Linked DNA regions of Homo sapiens: region 2 is linked to region 1. Evidence: chromatin contacts called from ENCODE Hi-C or POLR2A ChIA-PET data. All regions are on one chromosome and are shown on one strand. The core of a region is the stretch at or near the end of the contact, and the rest is flanking DNA. Distances in the headings are between cores, read along the strand shown.

Region 1 (3,366 bases), core at 226-2,725:
CTGTGAACTTGTTGAGAGTAGCATTGGTAGGGTTGTGAGTTATCAGAAAACACATGTTCTCATAGGAGATCTCCACAGGGGCTAGACGGTTCATTACGGCAAATAAAAAGTGTGAGCGTGCCTGTGAGTGTGATGGGGAAAGTGAAAAAAAAAATCAATAAATCTTGAAATGTTTAACAACAGAAAACATTAAAAAGACCATGAAAATGCCTATTATCAATCAGTGTTTTCTCTATTCAACTTGTTTATTCCTTATGAAGCTTCTCTCTTCAAGATAAGCAAAGTATTTAGAATCCACTTGAATCCAAATTCAATTTGGGCCTCAATTTCTGCAGATGGATACCTTCGGACTCCAAAAAACCCAACTACATACAAAACTGAAGCAGCCTTTACTACATTTAGGCACTAGTGAGACAAGTTAAAAGTGTAGGTCACTTTCCACTTGTTTACTTGATGCTTAATTTTACTGGAGTCATTCAAAGAAATATGCTTGCAATTAAAAAAAAAAAGCTGGCCGGACGCGGTGGCTCACGCCTGTAATCCCAGCACTTTGGGAGGCCGAGGCGGGCGGATCACGAGGTCAGGAAATCGAGACCATCCTGGCTAACACGGTGAAACCCCGTCTCTACTAAAAACACAAAAAATTAGCCGGGCGCAGTGACGGGCGTCTGTAGTCCCAGCTGCTCAGGAGGCTGAAGCAGGAGAATGGCCTGAACCCGGGAGGCAGAGCTTGCAGTGAGCCGAGATTGCGCCATTGCACTCTAGCCTGGGCGACAGAGGGAAACTCTCTCTCAAAAAAAAAAAAAAAAAAAAAAAAAAAGCTGCCGGGGTGCGGTGGCTCACGCCTGTAATCCCAGCACTTTGGGAGGCCAGGGCGGGTGGATCACGAGGTCAGGAGATCGAGACCATCTTGGCTAACATGGTGAAACCCCGTCTCTACTAAAAATACAAAAAATTAGCCGGGCGTAGTGGCGGGCGCCTGTGGTCCCAGCTGCTCAGGAGGCTGAGGCAGGAGAATGGCGTGAACCCAGGAAGCGGAGGTTGCAGTGAGCTGAGATCGCGCCACTGCACTCCAGCCTGGGCGACAGAGCGAGACGCCGTCTCAAAATAAATAAATAAATAAATAAATAAATAAATAAATAAATAAATAAATAGCCAACTATTTCTGAGGCCAGTCTCGGTGTCCAGAAGTCTTCAAGGCAATGTTAATTATGGCACATAGAACCTCCAAGCTCACTTGTCAGCGAAAACGCTGTGCTCAGCCTGGCAGAAATCTGCTCTCACATTCAGAATCGCCATAAATGTGCAACGTATATTCCAACGAAAAACGCTGGCGAGCTGGGGACTGGGCATTGAAGTCCGGCGGCGGCGGGAGCGAGGAGGTGCCTCTCTCCTCAGTCACCTGGGCGGCGGCGGCGGCGGCGGCTGCGGTAGCGGTGGCGGCGGCTGCGACGACTCCCCCCGAGCCTCGGCGCGCGACGCCCGGCCCGGCGGCGGCGGCGCCTCTCCACCGATCCGTTTTGCTGCTGCTGCGGCCGCCGCTGCATTTCCTGCTGCCGCCGCTGTCCTGTGGCGTCGCCTCGCGCCGTGCCTGGCCGCCGCTGCCGCTCCCTCGAACTCTTGACCTTAAGTGATCCATCTACCTCAGCCTTCCAAAGTGCTGGGATTACTTCTAAATTCTCCAGACAAGTTTTGCCTCCAGATGGCCTGTTTGATGGTCAACATGTGGTCTTTGCTCCTTAGATTGCTCCTTATCTAAATTGCTCAGATAAGAACTTTTTGTCTCCGGGGCCCGTTCGCTCTCTCACCTTTCTTAGGGTCTAGATTGGGACCCCTTTCCAGTAACAATTTTACAGATTGGGAAACAGAGCCAGAGACAGGAAATGACTTCGGCAAGATCAATAACTAGTAAGGAAAGCAGCTCTGGGCTAGAACCGGGAACTCTTAACTTCCAGAGCAGGGTTCTTGCTGCTCTTCCCCAGGCAGTGCAACTTGTCAGGCTGCCTATCTGATCAGGGAGGGCTTGAGTAAGGCTGCTCCGGGGCTGGGAGTGGCCCACTCTCCAGAAGGACTGCACTAGGTGTGCTAGATGTGGTGGCTCACACCCGTAGTCACAGCACTTAGGGAGGCCGAGGCAGGTGGAGCGCTTAAGTCCAGGAGTTCGAGACCAGCCTGGGTAACATGGAGAAACCCTGTCTCTACAAAAATCATCTGGGCACAGTGGCCTGTGTTTGTGGTCCCAGCTAGCTCCTCAGGAGGCTGAGACAGGAGGACGGCTTGAACCCAGGGGTTTGAGGCTGCAGTGAGCCATGACCACACCACTGCACTCCAGGCCAGGCAACAGAGTAAGACCCTGACTCAAAAAAAAAAATGTCTAGCCCATTGCAGTGGCCCCTGATCCTAAGAGGTTGAGGCAGGCAGATCACTTGAATCTAGGAGTCCAAGACCAGCCTGGGCAACAAGGCAAAACCCCTCCTTCTCTACAAAAAATACAAAGATTAGCCCAGCATGATGGCATGTGCCTGTGGTCCCAGCTACTGAGGAGGTTGAGAGGGTAGGCTCGCTTGAGTCTGGGAGGTCAAGGCTGCAGTGAGTCCAGATGGCACCACAGCACTCCAGGCCAGGGACTGAGCAAGGTAACACATTATCATCTGTTTATTTAAGGCTCTGTAAACAGTGGTTGTGGGAGGGAGGGGGAGATTCAGGGACACTGTGAGTGAAAGACTTTTATAATAGGGTCTTTAGTACTGTTTGATCCTTTTTTTTTTTTTTTTGAGATGAGTCTCGCTCTGTTGCCCAGGCTGGAGTGCAGTGGTGCCATCTCCTGTCTCAGCATCCCAACTAGCTGGGACTACTGGCATGTCTTGGGGTGGGGGGAGGGGTCTCAAAAAAGAAAGAACTTACTGACAACAGTATAGGTTTGGAAAAGGAAAGTTTATTAGAAAGGAAGAACACTGCAGCAGAGTGCAGCAGGTGCCTCCACGGGAGGACTGAGTGCGCTGTGGTGGATTTTCCTTAGGAGCATGTATGGACCTTAAGGTGAGAGCTTAGGGTTGTAAAATGAGCTTCAGCATGGCATAGAATGTACAGAAATTTTACGTTGTGAGGGCAGAGCCCTCAGGAATGGGGTTGGTGCCTTTGTAAGGGAGGCCAGAGAGAAAGCCCTACCCCTTTCTACCATGTGAAACCACAGTGAGAAGGCATAGCTCATAAAGCAGGAAGTGAGCCCCCACCAGACACTGAATCTATAAGCACCTTGATCTTGGACTTCCTAGCCTCCAGAAGTGTGAGAAATAAGTGTTTGTTGAATTTTTTTTTTTTTTTAAAAAGAATGTATAGACATTTTAGTTACTTATAAAAGTTGAA
Region 2 (2,948 bases), core at 291-2,790, 410 kb before region 1:
TTTTTGAGACAGATGGAGTTTCACTCTTGTTGCTCAGGCTGAAGTGCAATGGTGCAATCTCAGCTCACTGCAACCTCCACCCCCTAGGTTCAAGTGATTCTCCTGCCTCAGCCTCCCGAGTAGCTGGGATTACAGGCGCCTGCCATCCCACCCAGCTAATATTTTGTATTTTTAGTAGAGATGGGGTTTCACCATGTTGGCCAGGCTGGTCTCGAACTCCTGACCTCAGGTGATCCGCCTGCCTCAGCCTCCCAAAGTGCTGGGATTACAGGCATGAGCCTCCGCACCCAGCCCTCTCGGGCCTCTTTTATAATGCACTAATTTCATTCACGAAGGCTCTGCCCCCGTGACCTAATCACCTGCTAAAGGGCCCACCTCCTGATACCACTTAGGGGGTTAGGATTTCAACATATGAATTTTTAGGGGTACACAAAGATTCAGAACACAGGTGCAACAACAAGAACAGTGACCTGGGAGGCCACTCTTGCTCACTACCACTCAGGTGGGTTCTTGTCACTTAGACCTAGAGCAACCATGTAATTTTAATATCCAGAGTTAGGCAAACCTCATGCCAGAACAACAGTCAGAAACCCAGACGGTGTTAAGGTAGCCTGGATGTCTGGTCCCCCTGCTGAGACTCCCTGAGCTTCAGTTTCTTGACCTGAAAATGGACACATGAACTGGGTGTCCTAAGAAGGAAGGAACCTTATGAAATAATTAAGAAAAGCCATAAACACTTGAGCAAATTATGTGAAAATGGTAATTGGTTGTATAAAGAAAGAGAAAATAAAGCAGCAGTTTTTGAACTGGTGATGTCATTCTTGCCTGTCACTGAGGCCCTAATCCAATGCCCCAGGGAGAGGGGGAGAAGAACAGAGTGTGTTCAGGGGAAGGGGTGGATTGTCTTTTATGAGGTTCACCAGGAAACAAAATGAGTTCATTTATTGGAGTAATCAAGTTTTAGGTACACACACAGGTTATATATTCTGGAATGTTACTATAACCCACTTTACGGCACAGAAATAGTAAGGGGGACTCCTTGGCTTCTAAGGAAATTTTTTTATGTGCGTACCCATAAATTGCTGAAGACAGCTGCTGTAGCTTCCACTAAGGTGATGCATGTAGGTACTAGAACAGATGTTAGTATGAAAGATGAAAGGTATCAGGTGGAAGAGACCCAGAGCAGTAGACAGACTGAATTCAGGGCCGGCGCTGTGGCTCATGCCTGTAATCCCAACACTTTGGGAGGCTGAGGCAGGTGGATCACCTGAGGTCGGGAGTTTGAGATCAGCCTGACCAACATGGGAAAAACCCCGCCTCTACTAAAAATACAAAATTAGCCAAGTGTGGTGGCGCATGCCTGCAATCCCAGCTACTCTGGAGGCTGAGGTAGGAGAATTGCTTGAACCCGGGAGGCGGAGGTTGCAGTGAGCCAAGATCGCGCCGTTGCACTCCATCCAGCCTAGGCAACAAGAGCAAAGCTCCGTCTCAAAAACAACAACAACAACAACAACAACAACAAACACACACAGACTGAATTCAGGAAGGCATTGTGCCAGTGTCCTGTGCTCCACCCTGCCTTGGAGTCCTGAGTGGAAACCAGTGAGTCGGCCAAGCTGTGCTAGAATGCCAGATCTGTCCCTGAATGAGAACTTAAATAAACTCTAGGGTTTATTTAAAACCTGGTACCAAAAGGAAAACAGACAGTGTTTGCCCTAATGAAAAAAATCTTTTTCAGAAAGCGTCTCTGTCTCCCATTCCTTTCCTGAATTTGATCCAAACTATGACTAGTGTTCTCAACAGAGGGCAAGTAGGGATGTTTGGGAACGAGTGATGGAGGAATTTCCTTCTTTCTTTAGAAAGGTCTGTATCTTCTGTGCAAAATACTACAGGCAGAGTGCCAGGCTTCAAACTAAGGAATAAGTAGGACTTAGTTAACTGACCTGGAGTTGTGTCTGGAGCAGAAGAGGCTCTCACAGGGACAGCTTTCTCTTTTGCTGAGCCATAAACTCCCTGCAGAAGTGACCTGTGGCAGAGGCCTGTTAGTAAATATCCCTGTTCATTTTAAAACACCAACCTCAAAGCCAAGAGTTTGGAGGAGGGAGAGGGGTTGAGGAGTTGTTGGTCAAAGGATACACACTTTTAGTTAGATAGGAGGAATAAGTTTTTTGATTTTTTTTTTTTTTTTTTGTCTGCTTGTGGGCTTGTTTGCTTTTTTTTTTTTTTTAGACAAGGTCTTACTCTGTTTCCTGGGCTGGAGTGCAATGGAAATCTTGTCTCATTGCAGCCTCGACTTTCCTGGGCTCAAGCGATCCTCCCACTTCAGCCTCCTGAGTAGCTGGGACTACAAGCACACACCACCGCACCTGGCTACTTTTTCTACTTTTGTGGAGACAGGGTCTTGCCATGTTGCCTAGGCTTGTCTTGAACTCTTGAGCTCAAGTGATCTTCCTGCCTTGGCCTCCCGAAGTTCTGGGATTACAGGCCTGAGCCACCTTGGTTGGCCAAGATAGGAGAAATAAATTTAAGATAACTGTAGTACTACACAATGACTATAGGTGTTTAATAACAATGTATTAGGCCAGGCGTGGTGGCTCATGCCTGTAATCCCAGCACTTTGGGAGGCTGAGGCAGATAGATCACTTGAGGTCAGGAGTTCGCGACCAGCCTGGCCAACATGGTGAAACTCCATCTCTACTAAAAATACAAAAATTAGCTGAGCATGGTGGCACACACCTGTAGTCCCAGCTACTCAGGAGGCTGAGGCAGGAGAATCACTTGAACTCCGGAGTCAGAGGTTGCTGAGCCGAGATTGCGCCGAGATTGTGCCACTGCCCTCTAGCCTAGGCAAAAGAGCAAGACTCAATCTCAAAAAAACAAAACCACTGAAAACTAATGTATTGTATTCTTGAAAATTGCAAAGAGAGTAGTTTTTTTTTTTTGAGACG

Evidence for each region. Hi-C counts contacts between places; a loop is a spot of excess contacts on that map. ChIA-PET counts read pairs that join two places held with the same protein, here RNA polymerase II (POLR2A). Pooled maps may share reads with other maps.
Region 2: POLR2A ChIA-PET joins it to region 1 with 13 read pairs in T-cell. The contact joins two enhancer-like sites. A Hi-C loop is called at or near these places in 7 of 37 single-sample maps with no recorded cell type and 7 of 50 pooled maps. POLR2A ChIA-PET finds 5 or more read pairs at or near these places in 1 of 52 experiments (T-cell).

The regions. Positions count from the first base shown.
Region 1 is chr17:42,530,265-42,533,630 of GRCh38, reverse strand. It overlaps the pseudogene PTP4A2P1. Among named protein-coding and RNA genes, the nearest start is that of NAGLU, 4.3 kb to the left of the region's middle. RefSeq lists an enhancer at 942-991 and a silencer at 1,352-1,501. Within about 2 kb of position 1,475, at least 26 of the 41 ENCODE cell types and tissues checked have a DNase peak (open chromatin) inside an H3K27ac peak, as active enhancers do.
Region 2 is chr17:42,944,920-42,947,867 of GRCh38, reverse strand. No RefSeq gene overlaps it. Among named protein-coding and RNA genes, the nearest start is that of AARSD1, 18 kb to the left of the region's middle. Within about 2 kb of position 1,540, at least 3 of the 41 ENCODE cell types and tissues checked have a DNase peak (open chromatin) inside an H3K27ac peak, as active enhancers do.